Linked DNA regions of Homo sapiens: regions 1, 2, 3 and 5 are each linked to region 4. A link is a contact called in ENCODE Hi-C or POLR2A ChIA-PET data. All regions are on one chromosome and are shown on one strand. The core of a region is the stretch at or near the end of the contact, and the rest is flanking DNA. Distances in the headings are between cores, read along the strand shown. Region 1 has its middle 59 kb from the start of CAPZA2. Region 2 overlaps COMETT (cytosolic oncogenic antisense to MET transcript). Region 3 holds the start of COMETT (cytosolic oncogenic antisense to MET transcript). Region 4 overlaps LOC105375463 (a long non-coding RNA gene). Region 5 overlaps MET (MET proto-oncogene, receptor tyrosine kinase).

Region 1 (5,354 bases), core at 630-3,129, 490 kb after region 4:
GTATTGGTGTCTAGAAATTATTATTGTTCCTCATTTTTGCTCAAATGTTAATAGATGGTTAATGATCATTCAGGTTGAAGAAAAAGTAAACTAAGTACAGTATTGTTTTAGTTATGTGCTATGTGTTTGAAGATGAGGAATACATGACTAGACACACATAGCAAGTTACACAGGCACACATGACTCACTGTTGTAGCACTTCAGACAGTTTCAAGACACAGAGAGGTATGCAGACGTTATGCCCCAAAGGAAGAAATGCTTATTGCTGTTTTTCTTTTTCATATTTGAGGGGTTCTTTCAGGACTATCTCAATTCCTTATCTATCAAAGAATTGGAAAGAACTTCAGTCATAAACCAATGAAATATTTCAGTTGGTGAATTGAAGGTAATAAAATGGATGCTTGCCCAAACTGTCCTTTGTTGTAAATTATTCCAGAGAACTAGATTACGTCAGCCAAAGATATTGATCACAATGCTGAGAGGTTTATAACTACTATTAACTTACCATGTGACCCCAGGGCAGAAATCTAGGAAAATTGCAAAAGCATATCTACTGTAATGAAAAGCCCATCATTAATAGGACTTACTATCTTGTCATCCAACTAGTACTATGTTGGCTTCAAGGCAAATATTTAACAAACATTTGAAACAGAAAGCACTTCTGTCTTCTCCCTTTTATCTTCCATTGATGTTCCCGAGCTATTCTGATGAATGTGTTTTTGTTCTTATCAATAAAACATGTAGGTTAAAATAAGTGAATATATTTATAATTATTAGCCTATATAAATTAGCATCCAAATATTGAAATAGCTCCTACTCCTTTATTATTACTATCATTATTTTAATAAGGAGTTAGCTCCTCATGTAGACCAGTTTAGAATACGGCTCAAGTCCAATTCTCCTGCGTAGTTAAACCCTACCTGGTTAAGCATTCTGAAAACTAGTTACTCTTTTTTTTTTCTTTTTTTGAGATGGAGTCTCTCTCTGTCACCCAGGCTGGAGTGCAGTGGTTCAATCTCGGCTCACTGCAACCACCACCTCCTGGGTTCAAGTGATTCTCCTGCCTCAACCTCCCAAGTAGCTGGAATTACAGGCATGCATCACCACACCCAGCTAATTTTTGTATTTTCAGTAGAGATGGGATTTCGCCATGTTGGCCAGGCTGATCTCCAGTTCCTGGCCTCAAATGATTGCCACCTCAGCCTTCCAAAGTGCTGGGATTACAGGTGTGAGCCACCACACCCGGTGGAAAACGAGGTACTCTTAGAGAAGCAATTCTGAGATGAAAATGGCCATATTTAGAATGCATAAACAGACATCTCTGATTTAAATTAACTACTAATTTAACGTTATTTTTGAAGCACTGGGCCCAAATTACAATGAGAATTAATTCTTATTCCTTTCTTGAAAAGAAGCCCTTTGTCTTTGTGCATTCAATTTTTCACTGTCACATGAGTACATTCTTTTCACCGCATGAGTCCCAGGCTGGCAGAAACATCCACTAATCCTTAGACCTCTTGGCTGGAACGACAAAAATGCATAAAATCTTACCAGGCCAAAAGAGATCAACTTTAAAAATCTTTGGCATCCAAACATGTCAGAACTGTTTTTCGCTGGTTCTGCAAACCATTTGTGTTCTTCATTTATGGTCCAGGGGATCTGTAATGTCAGTTCCTACTTTTATTGGGCAGCCTGGAATTTTTAAGCACCATATTTCCTTTACCTTTCTTGGTGGTTTATAATTTTCACCGCTGTTTTTACGAGTTTTCTTCTCTATGTCTCTAAGCCTAAGTGTGGAGATGTGGTAATAGACAGCCTGCTCTTTGCCAATCAAAGCCCTTACTTTGACGTTGGCCACTTTGTTCCTGTGACATCTGCTCTTTCCATTATAGACAAACTGGGGCTTTCCTTCTGCAGAACTGTGACTAAACAACCACCATATTCATCAGTGGCAACAATTCTTGTAAACAAGAAACGCTGAATACAAAGGCTTTGTGAAATCCTGCCCCCAAGAGGCCACATGTCTAAAGTCAGTCACGTGGTCCTCAGAAATGATTTTAGAAGTCTCAGTAAAGAAAAATTACAGAGACACTCAAATATCCTAGTGTGATACTGCTGTAAAACTTCTTCTAATTTTTTGTTAAGCTGTGAGAAAGGGCCTATGGAAACACCTGGATGAAGCAGCAAATCACTGTCCCAAAGTCACTAAAAATCATATTTCAGAAAGGAAATATCTAGCGTTAAAACAACATAGATGCATTTTTGAAAACAAATTGAATTGAGAAAAATAATAATGATAACAATAATGATCTAATCCCAGGACATGTCACAGGAATTAATGACTGACTAAAAGCTAATGGTCTAAGGTAATGCTCTCAGGAATTAGTCTTGCTTATTGAACTGCTATTGTTTTAGTAAACGAATGCTTAAACTGACAGAAAGTAAAAAATCAGGGCTGCCATTATGGAGCCTGGTTGATTCAAAGTGGGGCAGGGGGAGAAGCTAAAGCAAAAAAAAAAAAAATGCATCATTTGATCATTTGCTGTTCTTACTCAATTTTTTAAGTTCGTTTGTCGTTCACAAATTATAGATTCTTTATCATTTTTTTCTTTCATGTATCTGTATGTACTTTTACTTTTGTACTTTAAGGATGTGTTTACTTATGCATTGTTTTATTGACAGAGAAGTAATCTGATAATAAAAATGCAACTCCCTCTAGTGTAGGCATATCAAAGATCTAACATTCTGTTTGCCTAGAATCGTTTTATTTTAAATACTCTGATCTGAAGAAAATGTGGATCCTCGGCCGGGCGCAGTGGTTCACGCCTGTAATCCCAGCACTTTGGGAGGCCGAGGTGGGTGGATCACCTGAGGTCAGGAGTTTGAGACCAGCCTGGCCAACATGGTGAAACCCTGTCTCCTACTAAAAATACAAACATTGGCTGGGCGTGGTGGCGGGTGCCTGTCTGTAATCCTAGCTACTCAGGAGGCTGAGGCACGAGAATCGCTTGAACCCCGGAGGCAGAGGTTGCAGTGAGCCGAGATTGCACCGCTGCACTCCAGCTCGGGCAACAGAGTGAGACTTTGTCTCAAAACAAAAAAAACAAAACAAAAAAAAAGAAGTGGATCTTCCATGTGGGCTTTAGAATAGTGCCTCAAAATTATACTTCACTTAGAACTTATTACTCAACATCTTATTTCAAGAGTATTCTAACAGCTGACTTCTTGATTCTACCTTTCCGTATTGCCTCTTCCTTATAACCCCAAAACAGCTACCAAAATTATATATCTGATCACTTCACTTTCCTGCTTAAAAACCTATGCCCATTCCTAGATGTTCTCTGTGCAGATCCTTTGTTGTTTCATTTTGTTTATTTTTATTATAAAATATATTTTTGAGGAAAAAATTTTAAATTGGACAAAAAGATATAAAGTGAACAGGAAATATCCTCCGACCACTTTCTCTCCCCCTCCATCCTCACTCCCCATGGGTAGCTAATATTAATGCACTTTTTCAGAAATGTTCCACTCTGCATCAGTGGAACTGAACTAAACCAGACACTTTAGTACATCCTTCAATAACCTTTGTCTTATTGACCGAACTATGACTCGGCACACCCTTCCCCAGTCAAGAATATTGTTCTTCTACCTCTGTGACTTTGAACTCTCAACAGAAATATCCCCCTTTGGGGTATGAGCCATATAAACAGGGCTAGACCAAGCTCTGTGAACTACCCCCTCCCCCACTGACTTATAATTTGATATTGCTTCAAACCAGTATCCTTTACCTTTGTTTTGCTCAACTTTTATTTAAATGGAGAGGAGATTAAAATGATTTTCTCTTAATAAAAAATTAAAGAAAGAGATTCACTTGTTTCTATTTGCCAAAGCAGAATAAATATATTTTTAATCAACAAAATAGTATGCTTTTCTAAAATTCTAGTTCTGTTTTTCAATGGAAATTTGCAGTGAAAGTTTCCAGATGCTTGGAAGTTATAAAGAGTTTTAAACTTAGGTAATAAAAATAAATCACCCATTTATGATAAGCAGCACTCTGTGAAAGATTATTTCAGAATCTCAGCTGACTGACAACTTTTAGGAGACTGAACTGTACTTAAGTGTGGCAAACATGCATCATAGAGATGGGTTGTTTACTGTAGCAAGTTACTTGCCTTCGGTCCAACTGTCCTTTTGGCAGAAGCACACCAATCTAATTTTGCCTGTTACATAAAGAGCCACATGTGGAAACCTGAGTCGCCTGACATCATGTTACTGACTTAATCCAGTCATAATTCAGCGCCCAGAGAGCGGCTGGCAGGCCCACCCACCCCCCACTCTCACTCTCGATGTATTCATGATAGCACAGAGGTTAGCTGGACACACTTGGGAATCAGATATGCTAGGTCAGACTCATTTCCACCACTTATCAGTAGTGCGATTTTGGACCAATTGCGTAACCCTCCTAAGCCTCAGTTTCTGAATCCATAAAGTAGAAATACTAACAGTGGCTTCCTCATAAGATTGTGCAAAGATTGAATGAGACAATGTGTGCAAAGCTCTCAAAGGGTGGCAGTCATTATTGCCGGAGACCTTGATTTTACTTTTTAAATTTTTATTCAAGACTCTAGAATAAAATTACCTCCACAGATGTCCAAAGTTTGGCACAGTTCAGAAAAGTCTGAAGGTAAAAATCATGAAAACAGACATTGATTTTCTTCATCCTTTTTGGTAGTATCAACCTAATAGAAACTGGACCAGGGTCCTGATCCAGTCTGACTTTACTGCCTATGTGACCTTCCACATTACTTAAAAGTTGTGCTTTTCTTGTCTATAAAAAATTAAGATTATACCTCACAGCATTGATTGTAAATATTAAATTGTGTAAGATTTTACACAAGTACAAGGTGTTATTATGGTTCATCAGAATGTAATTTTTTTACTTTGAAAATCTCCGTAGAACTCATCTGATTCACAAAATTCCCTCTAACCAACCCCAGCACTTCATTTGCTCCCACATAATTGCTGGAGTTGTTTACACAAATCTGTACTCAGAATCAAAGAGCTCAAGGCTGGAGAAGTCAGGGAATCTGGCCCTGGGCCTCTGCTTGAACATTCTGGGTGCTGGTCGCTAGCTGACCCTTAAACAACTCCATGTCCTCTTTGGAGTTCAAAGTTTGGGGGTAAAATCACTACCCCCTCTCAAAGATAAACACAAATGGAGCTCCAAGGTGGTGTCCGGTGCTAACATGAGACATGTTGAGTGTGAATCTCATCAGAGCAGTGTTTTTCCAACATAATAAACTGCCCTTTGTTCAAATCAGAAACTGATTTCACTCGATTTTCCCAAATCGGCC
Region 2 (5,877 bases), core at 1,507-4,006, 310 kb after region 4:
TGGATCAAAACTGTAGTCTCTGTAGGTTGGGAGCACAGAACCTTGAGGAGCTCTTGGGAAATGTCAGAGCAGGCTTAACAACTTTATCCACTGACACGCCTCTAACGGAGATTCTCTGCAGTATTGGAAGCATCCCCAACCTGCATTAGAGCACTAGCCAAATCTGGAGTGACTGACATGGTATTATAGCATTATTGTTATAATCAAACAGATGTTCAGAAAGTAAAATGATAAAAAGCAAAAATGAAATATAAATCACAAACGGTTTATAAGTATCCCAGCAGGAAAAAAAAATCAAACTTTTACAAGTATTTACTAAGTAAAAATCTCAAAAACTTAAAGATGAAGTAATTCCATTATTATTTATGCACCAAACCAGTGCCACCAACCCATACAATATTAACCATGAAACAATTATAATGATACCTAAAAGGGATAAACAAAAAAATTTACTTCATCAAGTAAAGACCAATTATTATCACAATTAAATACTAACCTATATATTAAATGGATCAATGTATGATGTGAAAAGTGAAAACAAAACACATTTCACCATTTGGAGTAATGAAAGGAAATATGAGTTATTTCTAAAAAATCAAAGTAAGTACATCTAGTATTATGATTGCTAACTGAAGTCAAAAATATTAATAGTGATTAGGAAAAAATCACAGCCCACCAAAGAGATCACCTAAGTTTTAGATTTAGATGATAATAAATGTAAGAGTTTAATTAGTTGTGAATTAGTTCAGGTGCCCTTTAAGCTATTTGTACTTAAGTGACGTGAATCATGCCTGACTTGGCTGGCTGCATTTGTTTCTAACTATGATTTAGCCTGGGCACACATTAACTTCCTTAGCATAGTGTGAGCACCGGCCCAGTGAATGTCTGTCTGTACAATCCTGGTTAGGTTTTTTAGAAGAAAGTTGTTTAAAGAAAGGTAAAAAAGCATAGAGACTTTTGAAACCTGTTTTGTTTTCATGTTTCTCTAAAATTTCTCTGGGAACAAAGGCTGTTTCTTGCCAATTATTGGAAGAGAAGGGAAGTATCCTCTGTTCACCTTACCGAGTTTGCCTCTTCAGGGCATGTTTTTGCACAGAGAAATCTCTTACTGTAGCCTCATGCCTTAGGAGAGAGGTCAACAGACTTTTTCTTTAAAGGGCCAGATGGTTAATATTTTAGACTTTGTGGACCAAGAAGCAAAATCAAGGATAGTACATAGACACTTACATAAAAAGAAAGAAAATATATTTTCACAACATTTTTATTGGTAAAATTCAAAATATAGTGATTATAACAATTCGGTACAATTCTTTTGGAATACAGGTCTACTAATGAAAAGAATGAAATTCACTTAATCAGGAGTTTAAAGTTACAGTTCTAACTGGGCCCAGTGGTTCACGCCTGTAGCCCCAGCACTTTGCAGGGCCAAGCTGGGTGGATGGCTTGAGCCCAGGAGTTTGAGACCAGCCTGAGAAACATGACAAAACCTTATCTCTATAAAAAATAGAAAAATTAGCTGGGTGTGGGAGCACACACCTACAGTCCCAGCTATTCTGGAGGCTGAGTTGGGAGGATCACCTGAGCACCAAGAGGTCAAGGCTACAGTGAGCCATGATCACACCATGGCAACAGCCTGGGTGACAGAGTGAAACCCTGTCTCAAAAAAAAAAAAAGTTAGAGTTCCCTATCATCAAATAAATTGCAAATATTTATTTGTAAAAATTATTCTTAGCTCATGGGCCATACAAAATAAGATGGCCAGATTTGACCTGAAGATCATAGTTTGATAACTAAGAGACTTCATAACCGTGCCATGAAAGGGTTAAAAGGCAGACGAAAGCAAAGACCAGCAACAGTAGAAACTGTAACTTACATTTTTTTCTGAAATATATTTATGTGCTTCTTTATTGCACACTTCATTTTACTTGACCTTCTCTTTGATTGGCCAAAGGTATCCATTTGCCTTGGGAGTAGATTAGAATTCTTAAGCAGAAATGAAAAGGGGGAGAAACAATCAATGTTTAGTGACTGACTACTAAAATAAAAATGTTCAGTTCCTAGTAAGACCAGAGTACTGAAGTCAAGCATAGCTGAGAGAGTTAAACTTTTTAAAAAATTATTTAAATTTCTCTCTATATCTAAAGAGCCAGATTTGACTGGCTGCTACCTTCGGTTTCACTCATATGAAGAGACAGGTTTCACTGACTGCTACCTTCAGTTTCACTTAGCCAAAGTGAATTCAAACTGTCTCCACAGGAGAGAAGAAACACTGTGTGTCATTGGGCATTATGTAAGTCACCTAAACCTCGGACTCTTTATCTGTAAAATGGGAATAATGATTCCTACTTCCTATGGTTATGTGATTAAAAGACCTAATGAATATAGAGCACTTTCCACAGTATATGCCAACAGTACTCAGTAAACCTTAGTGCTCTGACTGTAGTAGATAAACAGATCAAACAGTTCATCTTTATGTATGATGTAAAGAATATCCATTACATCTGAGGTAATCCACAAAATGAGTTTTTCCTTAAAGGCGTCTACTGTCTAATCATTCAGGGTCCATTTTCCATGCATTGCTTATGCAAAGCTTATTATCCTCTTCCTTCACAAGGTCCTCTTTTACCTGACTCCATGCTCACTGCCTCACCGTTACCACCTCTCCTAGACCTGAGCTTGCTCTGCCACAAAGCAGGTAGTGTCCACTCCGCCCACTTCTCTATACTCTTGGACTCAGCACTACCGCTTCTATGGGCTCTTCCAAGGTTCAGAAGCCAGGACGCCAGTGAGTCAGTTGCCAAGTCAGAGCCACAGGCTCAGCTGCTGTGACGCGCCCCTCCCCTTGCGTCATTAAACAGTCAGAAGACTACAGCACGTGTCCTTAGGGAAAAGAAGGCTCTCTTGAACCGGTGCAAGCCTCTCCCTTTTCCACCAGTCATTTCAGAGTCTCAAGCTTAAAAGTGTATTCTCCAGCAAAGAAAAGCTGTCCCATACTTAGAGCTCTCCTCCCAGTGAAGATCCAAAACAGACTATGAGCTTATTAATGGTCATTCTCATAGAATTGTAACATTCTAGAGCTGAACAAGGTTTAAAGGTAGTCTAATACAGCCCTTTCATTTTGTAAAAGAAGAAACCGGGGCCCAGAGAAGCTTTGGCTTGTCTGAGGTCACAGAGCCAGATGAGACCTGATTCTTAGTCCTGTATCTTTCCATTAGATCCTACTATTTTCTGTTTGATCTGGTGGTAAAAAGACAGGGTTGGATTACATCATGCATGCCCTTTAAATAATACAATCCAAGTAACTGCCATATTATAGGGACTATTGACAAAAGAAGGGAACACCCTCCTCCACTGAGATCTGCATATATTGCAATAAGCAAATGTCTTACATTTAACTTGATTATCTGAAAATTGAATTTACATAACTAGGAACACATGTGATATTATGATGGGACTAATGCACACCAAAAAGGATGACTTTTATCTACAAAATATACTCTTAGTATCCTGACTAGGGACAATGAAAAATTCAAGATGTTCAATTCTCACCCATCTGCGGTGTGTGTGTGTGTGTGTGTGTGTGTGTATATATATATGTGTGTGTGTGTGTGTGTGTGTGTGTGTGTGTATTTATCCTGACAGTATATGACAGATCAAAATTTTCAATTGGTGAAGTTTCCTATAAACAAGGAAAGACCTGGCCCTGTTATGAGTTTGCCCTTCAAGCTGGAACTCCAGCTGGGACTAAATCCAGTGCTGTGGGGCTCAGCAGTCGATGTTGTTGAGACTGAACACAGATTATAAGGACATTGCATTTATCTAGACTTTGGTTAAATATAAGGGTTACAATAAAAAGAAAGAATATATCATGTCAAATTTGGCCAAATCCATGTAAACTCTAACCTACTTAGCCTACTCAGCATACACATTCTGAACTGTAAACTATAAACATTAGTTGACTGATTAGTCCTCAATTTCACCATGGATTAAATAACAGAACACAGAGTTACTGTGAGACTTGTGGTAGAAAATCTTTAATTCATTCCCCACATATGTGCTAACATTTGATACAGCTTAGAATTTAAAAAAACATAAAAGAAGGCTATAAAGTAAAAGTTACAAAAAAGGGGGAGGAAAAGGAAAAGGAGACAGATGATTTTATCAGAAACTTGGAATGAGGCACTTGTCACAACTAAACACTGAATTTACCCTGGGCTTCCTGACCACAAATAGTAGTGATGAAACTAAGCTCCTCATTTTTATATATTTATAACCACATAGACAGCACTTTGTTTATCTCATTTAATCCCCCTGGTTTCACATATTTTGAAACCAAGGGAATCACATATGTAAAGAATTTTCTGAGTTGCATGGTTATAAGCCAAAACTGCCTAAACTAATGTAATGAAATTACATTATGGACTAATTGAAGGTCTACGATTACTTATCCAAAACTACTGGGAACAGAATTCAGAATTATTCAGGATTTTAAAATGTAATCAATTATATAGAACCTATGTTAAGTATCATATGTTACATATCATATTCAGATAATCTAGGGTAGTACCCTATAATCAGACAGATTACTATTTCTAAAATGAAATCTATAAGGGGTTACACTGGCTGGTGTAGGTGAAGTCTATAAATATCTTCACATAAGTTCACACTAGATTTGATTTTGCACCACTGGAATTTGTCACAAATTTATGAAAAAGTTTAATTTTCAGAGCTTTTTGGATGTAGGAATGGTAGATAAAGAGATTATGCTTATGTGCTCACACACATACAAACACTTGCACATACACAACAAATAACTATACATAAGCGGTGCAAGCTTGGCAGTTTTTCTTAATATCTGTTTGACCTGCAACAAATCATATGAATCTGGGCCATTTTCACACACATTAAAAATAGGAGTAAATGTGGAATTAACCAAAGATAAACTGTGACTAAATGTTGCAAACACTCTTCGAAGCACTCTCCATGAATGAGCATAGCCGGGAGGTTAGCAGACCTGAACGCCTTCACAGCTCTGCTGTTGACATTCCATGTGACCCCAGAAAAGTCACTTGGTTTCCCTGGTCCTCAGATTTCTCTCCTGTAAAATGAGGCCGTTGGAAGTGATGGTCTCTAAGGCCCTTTTCAGTTCCACAAGCTGTGCTTATAAAGTTTTTCATTTTATTCATGTCTATAGGTTTAATTTTTAAAAACAATACCCAATAATAAGGTTTCAAATTATCTCTTGGTCTAATGTGCCTGTTTTTACACAGTGTCAATCATCCTTGAGTCACTGAATCACAAGAGTTTTAGGCCAGTCATTTCCTTCACCGTTTCTAAATACTGTACCCTGTTTTACACACAAGCAACGTGAACAACGAAGCGTGATGGTAAAAACAGGACGCTCCGGCTCCCTTCAGCTGGACTTTGCAAACCTCTTTGTGTTATTTTACACGCCTTGATGTCCTAAAAATAAGAACAGAAAGTGCCGCAAGATTATTTCTCAACTCTGGAAATATTTGTGAGTAATTTTGCCAAACTTTATTAGTCAGAAATGCTAATTGAAAACTCCAGATGGCAGCATCACAGTCACCTTGCTTTGCTAATTTTCTTTGAAATCTTGCCCTCCTAAGAAAACACATTGAAAAGAAATCTCTTTGAAACATTATCTTCGGCATGGAAATTAGCTTCTCAAGGATTTTAAAGAGCAAACTCTTACTTGCGGCCTCTTTGTTCCATTCTTTTTTGTAAAGTCACTGTTTCAATTTATAAAAAATGAATTTTGGGATAGCCCAATGGTAGGATATAATAAGTTGAGATTTTATTTTTAAAAAAATACTTATCAGTTTTGAATCTTACTAAATTTTTGGAACTCAGGGG
Region 3 (5,335 bases), core at 711-3,210, 370 kb after region 4:
CCCAGCCACTAGCAGTCTTCTCTCCCATATGATCGAGGTGAATACATTCCAACATAATCCCCCCTTGTTCAACACCCTGCAATGACTCCCCATTTCACTCCAATAAAAACCTGAATCTCCCAGGGGCCTACAAGGCCTTACATGCTCTGCTTCTTTGTCCTTTTGATCTCAGCTCCCGGTCAACAAAGTCCAGGCTTACTGGCCCCCTTGCTGTGCTTCAGACACACCAGGCACATTTAGTTCTTCCTTCTTGCCTCTGCCCAGAAATCTCTTTTCCCATCTCAGACATCTGGGTCCACAAAAGCCACCTTCCCAATTTCCGAGCTACAAACCTATCCCCATACCTCTCCTCCAGGCAGTTCTGATGCCCCAGCCCTACTTTTTGTTTTTCCCTGTAACACACATCAACTTCTGAAACACTACATCATCAGCTTGTTATGGGTATTAATTGTTGTCCCCAGCTAAAAAGTAAGTTCCACAAGAGCAGGGGTGTTGGGTTTTGTTTACTGATGTATCCCAAGCATCTGATGCATAGTAGGACCCCAGTAAATACTTGTCAAATTTGGTCTTAAATAGCTGTTGCATAGACAAAAGTGATATTGGAGAGATGGATTTCGGGATTCTCTGGAGATCCTTCAACAAAACATATCAGACTTTCTTTAATGTGGCCACAGCCTAATCTTATACCTTTTTCCACTGTCAACCCAGCCCACCTGGCCTCTATGCCAATTGCAGCTTCCTGGACAACCCTGCATCTTCTCCCCAGGTGCCCGTGTGTGAGTCCACTCCACCCAAAGTGTCTGTCCCCTACCTCAGCTGCACCTGAGCAGCTCCAACTTATCCTGCAAGACACAGCTCAAGTAGTATCCCCTCTGAAATACTCCTTGGCCCCGCTTTCTGTCTGCATAGTTAGCTCTTCTCCCCCGTGCTGCTCCACTGACATGCGCACACCTTTACAGCACAGCCTGGGCGTGTTGCAGGTGGAAGGTGGAGATTCCCAGTCAAGGGGCAACACCTGTATGGTTGGAAAAGTTGTTTGTTTTAATTTCTTGCCCTCTCTTCTCTCTTCTATTTCTTTCCTCTCCCATAAATACACATACCGCCTATATACACACAACCTGCCCTGAATTGTTTTCCTTGAATTGATGAGTTACGTAAATGCAATCCTAAGCACAGTTGTTTTCAGGTTGTCCTAACCTTTTGCTTTATTGATTTTTCAAGGATCCAGAGTGTTTACTGAGTTTCAGAAATTGGATTCTGTACTTATTTTTCTGTACTATCCTAGTTTTATGAGAATCTATTTGCTCAGCATTCTCTATTCTTTTAAAAGTGTTTAAGATTTTTGTAAACAGTTTTGTTTGGTTCTTTATTTTCTGGTGACATATTGATCTCAACATAATGCTATTCATATACTTTTAATTCTTCTTCCAACACTGTTAGGATTGCATTATGTTCACCCAAGGAATCCACATCTGTACAAAATGTGGCCAGGTTTGGCTATTCCTTCACATTCACAGTATTCTCATGATTTCTAACAATTCTTGTCTACTTTGCCTAAATAAGAAAATGTCATATACTGACAATTTTGATCGTGAAAAAGAGACCTTAGTTCATACCAGTGTCAGAGTCTACTTGCAAACATTGATTTCCAAGAAAATTTCTCAGGTGTGAGCAAATAAGCAAAATAAATTCAGACCTAAGAGAAAATAGCACTACAAGGAACGCCCAGCTCATTCAAACGCTCTGCATTTTGAGACTAGAGGGGGCTTGGCCTTTGGCACCCTCACACCTCTCCCCTTTGTCTCTCTGTCCCTGGGTGCTGATTTCTCTTTCTTTGTGTGACAGCCACTGTGAAAAGAATGGGGTTCACTCACCACCTGCATTCCTCCACAGCCATTTGATATCTGCTTTCGATAACAGCAGAGGAAACTGATCAGTCATATAAATCCAATCCTGAGCATAGTTCCTCGTTTGGAATTGTACCATGCTTTATGCCGAGGACATTTTCAAACACGGAGGGAGGGGATGTCTGATTCATTCGTGAGTAATGTACCAGCTTCCTCTCCAACTTGTCTCCCTTCAGTGGTTCACATTCTGACTATTCAGTCGGTTTATCCTTTCCAAACCCAGTATTTGAATGCAACTGGCAAAGGTTGATTGCCTCTTTTTTTTTTTAATATATAGACTTGGAAAGATGTTTCTCAAATGTGATTTGCGGATTTATGTTATTCAGTCTTCCTGGATTAATTGAACAAAAACTGGTAACACTGCTACACAGTCTGAATCACAAAATTATGTCCATCCATTTGGCTGAAAAATACGAAAACAAATACTTGTATAAGTTTTCATGCATTTTAGCACTTTCTTTACATTGGGGAAGTTCAACCTTCACACTTTCAAGGGCAATGAAACATTTTTGTCTGACCTACAATTTATTAATGGGACAAAAGCCCATCTGTCAATCAGGGCTCTGAGAGTTCAATGTATTTTCTGAACAATATTTTTTACATTATGTACAATGGTAAAAACAAATGTCCATTTATTCTTCTTTCCAAGAAGTTGAGTACTTTCAACCATTCTTAAAAGGACAAAGATGTTTGCTGACAGAATATGAATTTATAAAGGATAATCTTGAGGATATAATGGCATTCTATTCTTTTTATCTTTACTCTTGCCATATCAGAGTTGGATAATAGTCTCAATCATATGTTACAACTAGAAAATGCACAATTGGCTTTTTCTTATGCTAACAGGCAGCCATTTTCAACTTTTTAAATGATTATAGGACTAAGAGGGGATGCAAAAACAGATAAGAATCTGAATAAAAGCACTATCTGTCAAAGAAACAACATTTGTGTAATAATCAAGAAACCGTTTAGAGCACCCCCTGGAAACATTAATTATAACACATGCAAATCATTCCTGTACAAAGCTTAACTTGTTTATCTCCTATAGCCACCTGTATTTGAATTTTTTAATAAGCTCATTTATTATAAATAAAGCATGTAAATCAATCTGGGAATACCTTTTCTGTTTCAGAAATTTCATGTAAATGACAGGCTGCCACATACAGTACAACTATAGAGGGGAAAAAGTTTCTTTACTCCCTTTCATATAGTTATACCTTCATATGACACTTAAAACCACCTGCCAGGAACTTTTAAAACATGTTTTAGATGCACAGAAGCAAACCCAAATGAAAAAATGCTATGCAGTTTTGCAATACATATATACCACAGAAAGCTTTAAAAACATTCTACCCCAACAGATAAATAGATTTGGCCCAAATCTTTTTAATGTGAGTTTTGTGGGTAAAAAAGATTATTGTTCCCTTATTTTTCCCCATTTGCTGACGACTAGGATTGTCATATAAAATACATTCCTGGGACATGCTTATACTAAACAAATTATCCACTGTTTATCTGAAATTCAAATTTAACTCAGCATCCTATATCTTTACTTGCTAAATCTCAGTTGGGATATGGGCTTACTCTTTTTTTTTTTTTTTTTTTTTTTTTTTGAGACAGAGTCTGGCTCTGTCATCCAGGCTGGAGTGCAATGGTGTGATCACGGTTCACTGCAGCCTCAACCTCCCTAGCTCAAGTGATTCTCCCACCTCAGCTTCCACAGTAGCTGGGACTATAGGCACATGCCACCATGCCTGGCTAATTTTTTTATTTTTTGTAGAGATGGGGTTTGCCCAGGCTGGTCTCAAACTCCTGAACTCAAGCAATCGTCTGGCCTCAGCCTCCTGAAGTGCTGGGATTGCTGGCGTGAGTCACAGTGCCTGGCCTGAGCTAACTCTTTTTTAAAGAGTTAAAATACTGGTTCCTATTTGTTTTTACTTCTCTAGTATGGGAGGCTGTTACTGTGGCTTCTGTCTTGGGGGGCAATTTTCGAAGGGCTTCAAGAACTTGAACCGAGGTTAGAGGAAAACCACAAGATGGCTAAAGGGTGGGAAAAGAAGAAATAACACTATTTAAACTTTAGATGAGAGGACTAAAGTGATGAAACAGTCACCAGGTATTTGGAGTGGTCTCACCCAAGGGACTGTGCCAACTTCCTCATTTTTTATGAGGGCAGGCAAAAACTGGCCAAAACACAAGTTAGGATAATAAGCATAGTAGCTATTATTAAATGCTAGGGTGTGCTGCATAACTGAAGGACAGTGTTTCTCACAGTTTATCTCCAACTCTCATGGCCAACCCATGAGATGTATATCATTATCCCCACGTTTTGAATATAAGAAACTGACACTCAAATCAGAAGGCATGTCAGTGAAAAAGGCCATATTCACATCCCATCTAAGTCTGTCTGACACTAAAGCCCACACTCTCTCCACTACACTCCACCTTGTCTCCAGAATGTTTTGGGCTGTTTAAATGTGATTATACCAAAGAGCAGTTGAATGCACTGAAAAATTCTGAAGATTCCTCCTGTCCCTTCGATTCACTGTTGGAAACCATTGTCAAGGTAGTGTCTGGCTACGATAGAAGGGATTTTTGACATGGCCTATTGTTTTATCTTTTTAAAGTAAATGTAGGTGCTTTTGATGATCATAACACTAACTGTTAAGTCTTTAGGCATAAGAATCAAGCATTCAACTAAGCATGTTTACAAATTTGCTTTCAGCCCAGTGGATCTATCCACTTTTCCATTTAGGTTGCACATTTAGATTTCGGAGTTTATCCTGTTATCTTCAAATCCACGGACTGTACACTCTTTGAGGGAAGAAACTCTTAGTATCTAGTCAAGTACGTGGCATGCAATGGGTGCTCCCAAATACTTGATTAATATCATATGATATAATGTAATATGATTCTTCATAAACAGTGAGTGTTTATAAATACAGTATTTTAAATGTCATTAGGAATCTTCTATTGGAATCTTAACTTTATTTTAATAGACCTACTTTTAAAGTTAATAAACATAATATAAATGTGGACAGGGCTAAGATTTTTCCCTAAGATTTCACTCTGGCAAGTCTTCCTGGAGATTTAGCCATGGCTATTTTTATGACTGTAATTTCCTTAATATGGGGCCTCAGCCATATTCCATCATCATAAATCCCTTTCTTGCACTTAAAAGCAATGTTGAAATATTTTCCAGTTTCTATATCTTAACTCTTTACTTAGATCCATTATTTCCATTTTGAGATTATCTTATGTAAATATTGTAGAAGATTTTAGAATTATATAATAAGAAAATACTAGTATACCACCTCAGAAATCTTAACTAATAGATATGTTCTCAAATGCAAAGTGAAATATTTAAAGTAATTATTCAAGTAAATAAAGAGACCATCTTTGTCCCAATTACTTGAATATTTTACGTA
Region 4 (5,830 bases), core at 562-3,061:
AAAGGAAAATCCTCCATGTTGAGATGTGGAAAGAAACCTGATTTTTGTTTGTCTCCCTTTATAACATTAATTCCCATTCCTTTCAGATTAGACTTTCATGTGTTATTTGTCGTTTACATAATGCTTTTGAATACAATTATTTAAACCTTTTTCTGTCTGTCTCACATTTCTCGGATGAGATATTCTCACTTTCCTCTTAAGGGTATTTTATTGTTCTTGTGTAACTACTGTCAAAAAATAAAAATTTCAACAAATTTAGTTTAATGATCTAAACTATTAGTGATTCATTAATCAGACGGTATCCCATCTATGAAACAGAAAAGCACGCTAGTAAGCTGAGGAGAGGCAGTGGGCTTTATAGGCAGAAAAGCCTGAAGAAAGCAGAAACAGGAACAGAAAGCCGATTGGTTGTTTCAAAGTTACTTTCTTTAAAAGGATAAAGCAGAGCCAGGGGACTTTCTTATTATGTCAGCTCAGGTTGACTGGGCCCCTTTTAATTGATTGCTGTGAATCTGTTTTTTGTTGTTGTTGTTTTGTGTTTTTTTGGGGGTTTTTTTGTTTGTTTTCTAACTGGCTGATTTTAAAGTCCAGTTTGGGGACCTAGCACTAGTGATTCCATTCTGGTTTGGTCTGTTCTTCTGGGCCTAGTGCAAGAGCTTAGTCCAAAACAATAGCCTCCCATAAATTTAACACTACTCTCAGTAAAAATAACCATTGGTATTTTTATAGCATGGCTTTTAATAATGCCTATATTCTCATATTTGCAAAGTGCATTTTCCTGAGCTGATTTTATCAGTGGCTTTACTTCCAAAATAATTTCCTTTTAGGACAATATCAGAACGGCACATACAAGTGTCCCCAAGTCATATTTGGAATAAGATCACTTGGGAACACAAGTCAAAGAAGGTATGTAACCAACTCACCTCATCTAATGGAACAGGTTTCCCTGGGCAAGCATAAGATTATTGTACATTGTTCAAAGATTTCAAGACAGATAGCGTAGATTTCAAGAATGCCAAACATAAGGCAGAGAGGAGTCTACTGGGATATTTTCCCGAATTGTGGCTTGTATCTCTCTCTGGTCTATTAGAAGACCTCCTGCATACCCCTAACAAGAGAAAAAATGACAGATGAAAGAAAGAGAGAGAGAGAGACTTTCTTGTAATTAATCTAATAGGCATTTTTAAAATTGAACACTTGGACTTCCTCCAACTGGCATCTTTAAAACACCCATTGATTAACAGGCAAATGGGATGAGTGAATTCATTATAAGAAGTGAATCCTTTGCGTCCACCAGATTCTTCTGCCTTCATTGTCATCAAAGTTCTTGGGCTCACTCACTGGCTATCATCCCTCTCACTCATCTCTAAAATGGTTTCAACATCCCCTCTGTGCGGTCCAGTTTCTCACCTAATTTGCATTAGGCTGATTCATTCATTCCTCAGCAGGGTTACTTGATGTGCTTTCTTCCCAGTGGCATCCATGTGTAAAGCTGTCTCTCACTGGCTCTTATCACAGTCAGATTCAAAATGCTCATTTCAGAAAGACTGCAAGTCTTAATAGAAGGTATAGAATTTAACAACATGAACACAGTGAAAGTTTAAGAATGGTTTCTGGAATACCTGAAATCTATTCTGCTTATATTAAAATGGCTTTCGGCAGAGGGTGAAAAACCCTGCCGGCAATCAGAGCATTCTGTGACATTCAAGTCTGCCCAGAGTCAGCAGCCAAGCAGCGTGCTCTCTGATCTACAGATTTGCATTGTTCACTAACCTTCCTGTGCCAAAAACACTCAGTTGCTCCCTTTCACCAGCCTCTAAGGTCACAAGACAGACAGTTCTTTCTTGATTACTCAAACAAATACACGTCTGATTCAGAGCGGGGAAAAAAGAGTTGCCAACAGTCAAGGCTTAGAAAGGCCAGGGCTGCTTGCACTTAGAAGCCAGCCTGATGAATCACCACATCCATGACTAATTGTGGGGTTCAAGTGTGCCCAGTTATAGAGCCTGTTTTTTAGAAAGGAAAATGCTAAAGAAGACACATAGAAATGTGGAAGAAAACTAGACACTTTTGTGTGACTACACAGATGGCCCGTGGTCATTAACAGGCTTGATACATACCTTTCTCTATATATATATAGTTTTTTTTTTTTTTTTTGACAGAGTTTCACTCTTATTGCCCAGGCTAGAGTGCAATGGTGCAATCTCAGCTCACCAAAACCTCCGCCTCCCGGGTTCAAGCAATTCTCCTGCCTCAGCCTCCTGAGTAGCTGAGATTACAGGCATGCGCCACCATGCCTGACTAATTTTGTATTTTTAGTAGAGATGGGGTTTCTTCATGTTGGTCAGGCTGGTCTTGAACTCCCAACCTCAGGTGATCCGCCAGCCTCGGCCTCCCAAAGTGCTGGGATTAGAGGTATAAGCCACTGCACCCAGCCCTCTCTCTATGTTCTTTCAATTAAGCCCCAGAAAATGTGGAAATGCCATTGCCCTCAACCTGGCTTTCCTCACAAGAGTAAACTTCATGGGCTTAAAAAAAATTCCAAACATTTTTTAAATCTCATAAGGTTAAGAAAGGGCAGTCGACTTCAATAAATTATGATGCTGATGATTTTTGTTTTAAAAAACTGGCAAAAACAGACTTTTACATATATATGACTATCATATATGACTTTTACATATACGTATATAGGTGAATTACTTATATACATATAAGTACATAAAGTATACAGTTACATGTATGTTAAAGTATGTATATACATATCTAATGTAAATATACATATATATGCACATATGAACCTATATCTTCATTGCATGCTTATGTAATAGATGCAGTGTGTAATATGTGTAAATCCATGTTTTATTTGTATAGATACCAAGGACATGATAATAAAAATGACATAGTTCTTGTCCTCAATTGTATAGTCTGTTGGGAAAGAAAACACACAAATAGAAAAAATTTTCATATAGAGAATTTTTAATATTCTCTATATGCTGCTATAAAATCAATAGTAGTCATGCACAGGGTGTTGTTGGCATAAGGGAGGAAACCTTGAAAAAGGGGTACATGTTAGGGAAAGCTTTGGGAAAGTGAGAGATGAGCTGATCTGAAAGGACTTGTAGTAGTGACTCTTGTTGAGTGGGAGGGAGGGGTAGGCAATGAATGGAGGAAATCCCAGGTAGAGGAAAAAGAGAGTACCAGAACAGCCCCACATTTATTTAAGAAATTGAAATTATAGCTAAAAACCTCCACACACAAAACTCCAGGCACCAAAGTTTTCATGGTTAAATTGTACCAAACCTTTAGTAAATAAATAAAACCAATTATACACAAACTCTTCCAGAAAATTTAAGACAAGGAAATACTTCCCACTTTATCTGGGAGGGCTGCCTTACCTTAACCCAAAATCTAGATGTTACAAGAAAAGATAACTACACAACATTAAATATCCCACATAAACATAGGTACGAAAAACCTTGAGAAAATTATAGCAAATGAAATTTAACAACATATAGAAAGAATAATACATCATGAATAAATGAGGTTTATTATGAGAGTGCAGGGCAAACATTTGGAAATAAATTGACGTAATTCACCATATAAAAAACAGACGAACATCTCAATAGGTGCAGAAAATATAATTGACAAAATTCTATATAGATTCATGATAGAATGAACAGCACTCAGTAATCTGGGAATAGATGGGAATTCCCTTAACTTGATAAAGGCATCCATTTAAAAAACAAATAACCAAAATACTATAGCTAGCATCAAACTGAATGGGAAATGACAATTCAGTGCAGAAACAATTGGTGTTGAAACAATTTGATATCCACATGTCCTATAGTTTGAATATGTCCCCTTCAAAATTCAGGTGTTAAAACTTAATGGCCAATGCAGTGACATTAAAAGGTGGGTCTTCTCAGAGGTTATTAGGTAATGAGAGCTCCTCCCATTACGAGTGGGATTAAGGCCCTCATAAAAGGAGCTTCACTCAACATTTGACCCTCTTGCCCTCTGCCTTCCACCATATAAGGACACAGTGTTCTGCCTCTCCTGAGTAAGCAGCAACAACGCACCATCTTGGAATCAGGGGACGGCCCTCACCAGACAACTAAATCTGCAGACACCTTGGACTTCCCAGCCTCCAGAACTGTAAGAAATAGATTTCTGTTCTTTACACATTATCCAGTCTTGGGTGTTCTATCATAGCAACACTAGTAAACTAAGACAATATGCAGAGAGAGAAAAAGAGAGAGAGGAAGGAAGGAGGGAGGGAAGGAGGAACAAAAGAAAGAGAGATCTTTAAAGCATACCTTACATACAAATACTAACTCAAAATGGATCAATACCTAAAAGTGAAATCTAAATTAAATTATTGTACCTTTTGAAAAAATAAGCCACAGAATGGGAGAAAATGCTTGCAAATCATTTATCTGATAAAGAACTTATAACAAAGATATATAAGGATGTCTCAAAACTCAATACTAAGAAAACAACAATGTAATACAAAAAGGACAAAATTTATTTTCGTTTGGTCACTTTTTAAAAATTTTACTTTAAGTTCTGGGATATATTTGCAGAATGTGCAGGTTTGTTACGTAGGTATACATGAGTTGACACTTCACCAAAGAAGATATTCATATAACAAATAATTACATGAAAAGACCCTTGAGTTCATTAGTTATGAAGCAAATGAAAAACCCTAATGACATACTACTACATGCCTATTACAATTACTAAAATCAAAAGAACTGACAATATTGATGATCACATAGAAAAAGCGAAACTTTCATACATTCCTAATGGAAATGCAAAATAGTATTGTCACTTTAGAAAAACAGTTTAGCAGCTTCTTAAAGAGTTAAGTATTTACCTACAATACAATCTAGCATTGCCACTTCAAAGATGAAAGTTTTATTTACATAAAAGCAGATATAGAAAAGTTTATACAGCTTTTCTATATATCTTCCAAAACTGGAACAACACAAATGTTCTTCAACAGGTGAATGGATAACCAAATTATGGTACATCCATACAATGGAATACTATTCAGGATTAAAAAGGAATGAACTACTGATAGACACAACATGGCCAAGTGCATTATACCAAGCAAAAAAAGCCAGATTTAAAAGACTACATACTGGCTGGGCATGGTGGCTCAAGCCTGTAATCCTAGCACTTTGGGAGGCTGAGGCAGGTGGATCACTTGAGGTCAAGAGTTCAAGACTGGCCTGGCCAACATGATGAAACCCCATCTCTACTAAAAATAGCTAATTAGCTGGGCCTGCTGGCGGGAACCAGTAATCCCAGTTACTCAGGAGGCTGAGGCAGGAGAATCGCTTAAACCTGGGAGGTAGAGGGTACTGTGAACCAAGATCGTGCCACTGCACTCTAGCCTGGGTGACAGAGTAAGACTCTGCCTCAAAAATAAATAAAATAAAATAAAAGATTGCATACTTTTACTTGATTCCAGTTGTATGACATTCTGAAAAAAAGCAAAACTATAGGGACACAAAACAGAACTATACCTTAGAACAGGTAAATTTATTTATGTAAAGTGTATCTTAATAAAGCATGAAGAAAAATTAAAATGTCATCCATAATAAGAAAATTATTTAACATACATGAATTACCACATCTTAAAACTAAATCATAAAATTTAATGTATTAAAATTTTAGCATTTTAATTTGTTGTAATATGGAAAGTTATCTAGATCAACCCTCTTGCTGAAACAAGCTAATAATCCTGAGTAAATATATATTCTTAAAAATAATTATTGAACTGACAGGGTCATAAAGCATTTTTAGCAGAAATCCAGAAGGTAAG
Region 5 (5,432 bases), core at 2,786-5,285, 460 kb after region 4:
AGTCACAGATCATTGAGGATACTGGAAAAGTTAGAAGTTGCTCATCCAAACAAGTTCAAGAGCAATGAAGCACTTAACATTTTAACATTTTCAACACTTACTACCTCTTATGTTTTGAAGTTTATGTTATTTCTATGGAGATACACATAGTAAACATTGTCTTTGCCCTGATTCCATTCACCTTTAAAAATCCATTCGTTTAACCGTGTGGAAAAATCAAACCTAGTTTATTGTTTTGAAATTTAGATCTATTTAGTATTTTATGTGCACATTTAGTGCATCTATTTAGTATTTTATATGCACATTTCATAGTTCTAATCTGAGATCATTAAAATTTACAAATTTTCTTTGAAAAAAAAACTTACCTAATCTTCTTTGAACCTCCTTACTCACCAAAGCTCTGTCATCATTGCTAAGAAGGTTGAGTTTCACACTCTTTTCTCCATTGAGCCTGCTCCTTGGAGACATGAAAAGAAAACAGGTAAAAGAGGGTCATTTAGAGAGAATGAGAAAATAGGTGCACAGCCAAAACCTAATGAAGAGGCAACTGCAGAGCTTTCCTCTCTACATCTGGTGGGGACAGCATTCTCATCAGACTTTTTCACGGAGACCTAGAGTGCTATGTGGTGTGACATCAGGGTGGCACACTGATGGTTTCAATTGGTTTCTGCACATGTTGGAATTTAGCTGAAGAGTCACGTTTTCATGCCAAAGGGCTTTTATCCATGTCTCACCAAGGATTTCCCTCAATCTGTGCACCCTTAAGCATTTAGAGCCCTGATCTCCAGATGCAAAGGCTTTAGGAAGTGAGAATGAAAGACCTGAGTTTAGAGAGGCTGATTGGCATTCCCAATCCCCTGGGGAAGGTTTAGAGACCCTGACTCCTTGGAATTAAGGGAGCAAGTACCCAGCTAGGCTCCTTCCTTCCTCACTCACCCAACATTTCAGGTACTTCACTGATGTTCCACATCCTTCTTTAAAGGTTGCTCTTGTCTTTTTTCTGGCTAGTGTCTACTATAACTGTAATTGATGCCCAACGCTTTTCTGGAACCACTTTTGGCCAAGTTCATTTATTATTAATCAAACTGTCCACTGTAGAAAATACTAAAAATGCTCAAGTGGGATTAGGAATAGTCAAGGTACTAACAGCATTCTTTTTATGCCCTTCTCTCAGATTCTGATTCTCCTGCTTATTTGCAAACAAATGATACATTTTGGTGCTAATGAGGAACCCCCACATAACCTTCTCCCTGTGTTACATACTAATACATTTCAATACTATGCCTAGTTTATCTTCATGTCAGTTGCTGTGGCTATGATGCCCCCTCCTTGATATGTGTGAATTCCCAGTGGAAAGAGAAAGGGAAAGTGGAAATGCCCTATTTGGCATTAAGAAATTGACTATCAGCACCATTTCTTCCCCTGAAATAAAAAAAAAAATTCTCCTTGCAAAAGGGAACTTTGCCTGAGGTTCTTACAGAGCTTTGGTTATAAAGATCAACTTATAAAGAATGCTTACCCCTTTCATAGTGTCCTTAACTAAACAACAAGGATGGTCCACTAACCGAGATCTAACCTGCCTTCTCTAAACAACAGTAACACTAAATCCAGTGCCATCACTGCACAGTGGAGAATTTACCACTAATGTGAAAAGCTTTCAGTTTTGGGAATATAGCCATTATTTATTTCTAATCATATGTGTATTTTTCCCTTGGCCAGGAATCCATAGGTTTTGCACAATAGTAATTAATTCCATTAACAAATAGTAGTGTCTCAAAAGGCATCTTTTTCATTTTCTTATATTTGAGCTGGATTTTTGTGAGACGAGGCAATTGCTCAACTACCTTTGCTGCTACCACTGCTTCCATTCTTAAGGACATAGTATATTCAAAAATAAACCATAAGCATGGCTTTTTGCTATTGATAAAGAGAGAAATGTCTAAGGAAATGAGGGTAAAAAGCTTTCAAAATTAATACTTAGTCTACTTAAATGAAAATCTGTAAACATCTAATGAAATGCTTGTATATATAACTTAGTATCTTTTCCCAATTTATTATCATTTTTATCAAACTAATTCCATTATAAAAGCTCTTCCTGTTTCAGTCCCCATTAAATGAGGTTTTACTGTTGTTCTTTAATAATTTTCCTTCATCTTACAGATCAGTTTCCTAATTCATCTCAGAACGGTTCATGCCGACAAGTGCAGTATCCTCTGACAGACATGTCCCCCATCCTAACTAGTGGGGACTCTGATATATCCAGTCCATTACTGCAAAATACTGTCCACATTGACCTCAGTGCTCTAAATCCAGAGCTGGTCCAGGCAGTGCAGCATGTAGTGATTGGGCCCAGTAGCCTGATTGTGCATTTCAATGAAGTCATAGGAAGAGGTAAGTATTTCCACTCAGCTTTTTGTTAAATACGATTTTCCAGTAAGCATTTTATCTTTGGCCTTTGCAGATTAGGAACTTAGACAATGGTGAAAGCAACTGACAGAGCAGTGATAACAAGTGTACTTGATTTCTGTTCTATAGAAATGTAGCCCTGTAAATCATATCCGTGGGGATTTGCCCTTGTGCATGGAAGCAATTGGATAATCCCCCAAATATATTAGAACTAAATCACAATTCGTCCTCGTCCTGTGTGTACTAGCAATTATAGTTTCTTCAAAGGTGCCATTTACTTTCTTCTAAAACTCAGGGCCAGGCGCAGTGGCTCACACGTGTAATCCCAGCACTTTGGGAGGCCGAGGCAGGTGGATCACCTGAGGTCAGGAGTTCAAAACCATCCTGGCCAACATGGCAAAACCCCGTCTCTACTAAAAAAATACAAAAATTAGCCAGGCGTGGTGGCGGGTGCCTTTAATCCCAACTACTGGGGAGGCTGAAGCAAGGAGAATTGCTTGAACCCAGGAGGTGGAAGTTGCAGTGAGCCAAGGTTGTGCCACAGCACTCCAGCCTGGGCAGCAGAGCGAGACTCCATGTCAAAAAAATAAATACTTATAAATAAATAAATATCACTCCTTTAATTTTGAGTATTTTTATTCAATCTCTCTCCAGTCTTTCTTTACCCTGAGAACAGTGACAAACTCTATGAAGCCTGGTTTATAGCAGTTTGTACACTGCTGGACAGCATCAGAAGACAGAGAATTTATAGCATTCTCCTGATCTAAAGCAACATATATCATCTCTACAATGCACTCCAATTTCTTTATACAAAGATAAATGAATATTTGTAATAAGCTAGCCAAAGCAGCAATAACAGCTAGCATAAACAGTATTTGTGGAAATATTTAGCAGGAAAAGAAACCAATCAAAAACCGGGAAATGAACTTCATTCTTCTTGTTGTTTTTTTTTTTCTAAAAAGCTTTTACCCTTAATACTAAATGGCCTCTGATCCCTTTTATTCTATATGTGCTGCAAGAGGTTGTACAGGCATCTGCCAGTGTGATACAAGAGAAGCTGATGGCGTGATTTCCCTTATATGAACACAAGGCCTTCTCACTTTCCTGTGGTAGCATCCACACATTCTTCTGTCAAACACCCCAGAGCGTAATCCTTTGTGTGCTCCTTCTTCCCCAAGAGTGGCTTCACTGTTAACAAACATCTTTCCATTTCTCTTCAGAGTAATATATAGTTCTGTCATAGGCCTATAAATCCCAGTAATTGCATCAATTTTAGAGTGTGTGGACTCACTAATTGTGTTCTAATTCTACACATTTGGAAAACTAGAATTTTTTATCATGAAAGGTACTAAAATGGCAATTATTTCTCTTTTGAAGTTATAATCATTAACAGCTCTATAAATATTAGCTACTATGTATTTATATGTTTTTCTGCAGGAGAATAGGAGCACTCAAAAGCATAAGTTTTATTTTATTCTTCTTTGCATTAGTAGAGGGCAGCCTAATGCCTGACACTCACATACTAGGCACTCATGGTGTCTTGGCCAGCTGGATGAATTAATTAGTGAATGACTTACACAGCTATCAGACATTTGGCACCTCTGGGGGAAATTACTGCCACTGGATAAAAGGCTACCATTGGGAAAATGATGTGGTTAAAGCCAGAGAGAACTGGATGAAGTGAGTCAGGGTGAATTTGCTTCATCTGGGCAACTGCCTTTCAGTTTCTGCCAACCTGGATTACGTATTAACCAGTGACTAATGGGGAAATCCTTATTCTATAATACTAATCCTATTTTTAATGGTAACATTTTTATTTCATTTCAGCTTATTAGAATATAGAGAACTTATTTTATTATAGTTCTTCATGTGGGTTAACTTTATTTTCATATTTTAAAATACTATGTCATCCTTTAAAAAAATTTATTTGATGAGGCCGATGTTACTCACCTTTTCAGTGGTTCCACTGTGGTTGAATATTTTATTAGGTTAGGCTTTAATATGAGTCATATCATCTACAACTTATTCATGAATTAAATAATCACATTGCTTATATCCTTGGGTGAAATGTGTTGCATCTACATATATATTTACAAACACACCTACGTACCTATAGTGGTATTGTTAAAAGTATTTTTTAAATGTACTCTTTTGCTGTATAGAAAGAAGAAAGAATAAAATGAAGCTCATAAAGGGTTTGATAAATAATTATTTCATAATTAAATGTTACGCAGTGCTAACCAAGTTCTTTCTTTTGCACAGGGCATTTTGGTTGTGTATATCATGGGACTTTGTTGGACAATGATGGCAAGAAAATTCACTGTGCTGTGAAATCCTTGAACAGTAAGTGGCATTTTATTTAACCATGGAGTATACTTTTGTGGTTTGCAACCTAATAAATAGCTTATAATAAAACGTTGATTTACACTTTCCCCTTGTGGAAAAATCAGCTACCACTGAAATTATGGGCCTAATCCTGAAAATTTGTTTTGTTCTAGACTTTTATTGAACTACTTCCCCTGAAATGATCCCTCAGAGCCCTCATTAGTAAGGGGGTAGGAGAAATGAGGTTCTTGGATGAACTGAGTATCATTTAACTATAACTATGTTTGGTTTATAATATTTGTTTTGCAAGTGACATTTCTGGAAACTATTGGAAGCATGTTGGCACCTACAGTAGTAATGACTCATTTTACCCAGAGGCATTACTATAATTATTTTTTAACCACAACTTCCATTAAAAAGATAAAAAATGAAATAAGACAAACAGGAGAAAACTACGCTGGCCAAAAATTGAAAAATCATAAGTATGGTAATACCTCATTTATCCACATTTTTGGAGAGTGAGGCATTCCACATACATGAACTTCCTAAATAAATGAAACCTACCCCTTTTTAATGCTGGAACATTACTTAAAATTTTAGCTGTTATTGAGAAAATCTTTTTAAGATGAAATGCATACTCTGTTTAAGGGAATGCTTCCAAATACAAACTAAGTCTTTATTGGTGACCCCAAGCCATAATT

The links. A loop is a pair of places that touch in the nucleus more often than their neighbours do. ChIA-PET counts read pairs that join two places held with the same protein, here RNA polymerase II (POLR2A). Pooled maps may share reads with other maps.
Region 1: a map of endothelial cell of umbilical vein shows a loop between it and region 4 (2.6-fold over the local background). The contact joins two enhancer-like sites. A Hi-C loop is called at or near these places in 1 of 168 maps with a recorded cell type or tissue (endothelial cell of umbilical vein) and 5 of 50 pooled maps. POLR2A ChIA-PET finds 5 or more read pairs at or near these places in 1 of 52 experiments (activated T-cell).
Region 2: a pooled map shows a loop between it and region 4 (7-fold over the local background). The contact joins two enhancer-like sites. A Hi-C loop is called at or near these places in 2 of 37 single-sample maps with no recorded cell type and 4 of 50 pooled maps.
Region 3: a map of PC-9 shows a loop between it and region 4 (6-fold over the local background). The contact joins the promoter of COMETT here to the enhancer-like site in region 4. A Hi-C loop is called at or near these places in 1 of 168 maps with a recorded cell type or tissue (PC-9), 6 of 37 single-sample maps with no recorded cell type and 4 of 50 pooled maps.
Region 5: a map with no recorded cell type shows a loop between it and region 4 (7-fold over the local background). The contact joins two enhancer-like sites. A Hi-C loop is called at or near these places in 3 of 37 single-sample maps with no recorded cell type and 5 of 50 pooled maps.

Annotation. Positions count from the first base shown.
Region 1 is chr7:116,801,037-116,806,390 of GRCh38, forward strand. No RefSeq gene overlaps it. Among named protein-coding and RNA genes, the nearest start is that of CAPZA2, 59 kb to the right of the region's middle. Within about 2 kb of position 1,880, at least 11 of the 41 ENCODE cell types and tissues checked have a DNase peak (open chromatin) inside an H3K27ac peak, as active enhancers do.
Region 2 is chr7:116,628,300-116,634,176 of GRCh38, forward strand. The region is part of intron 2 of COMETT (cytosolic oncogenic antisense to MET transcript); the gene reads right to left. Among named protein-coding and RNA genes, the nearest start is that of MET, 41 kb to the right of the region's middle. RefSeq lists enhancers at 2,112-2,231, 5,140-5,877 and a silencer at 3,862-4,062. Within about 2 kb of position 2,757, at least 13 of the 41 ENCODE cell types and tissues checked have a DNase peak (open chromatin) inside an H3K27ac peak, as active enhancers do.
Region 3 is chr7:116,686,067-116,691,401 of GRCh38, forward strand. It overlaps COMETT (cytosolic oncogenic antisense to MET transcript), which reads right to left and starts at 1,961. Exons shown (of 5, transcript NR_165033.1): 1 at 1,875-1,961. The region is part of intron 1 of MET (MET proto-oncogene, receptor tyrosine kinase); the gene reads left to right.
Region 4 is chr7:116,315,605-116,321,434 of GRCh38, forward strand. It overlaps LOC105375463 (a long non-coding RNA gene), which reads left to right. Exons shown (of 7, transcript XR_001745336.2): 4 at 828-906; 5 at 4,037-4,155. Among named protein-coding and RNA genes, the nearest start is that of TES, 110 kb to the left of the region's middle. RefSeq lists enhancers at 1,535-1,614, 1,715-1,864. Within about 2 kb of position 1,812, at least 23 of the 41 ENCODE cell types and tissues checked have a DNase peak (open chromatin) inside an H3K27ac peak, as active enhancers do; they include PC-9, where a contact is called at or near this core.
Region 5 is chr7:116,772,721-116,778,152 of GRCh38, forward strand. It overlaps MET (MET proto-oncogene, receptor tyrosine kinase), which reads left to right. Exons shown (of 21, transcript NM_000245.4): 15 at 2,161-2,391; 16 at 4,669-4,749. Among named protein-coding and RNA genes, the nearest start is that of CAPZA2, 87 kb to the right of the region's middle. RefSeq lists enhancers at 1-749, 1-48, 3,307-4,506. Within about 2 kb of position 4,036, at least 8 of the 41 ENCODE cell types and tissues checked have a DNase peak (open chromatin) inside an H3K27ac peak, as active enhancers do.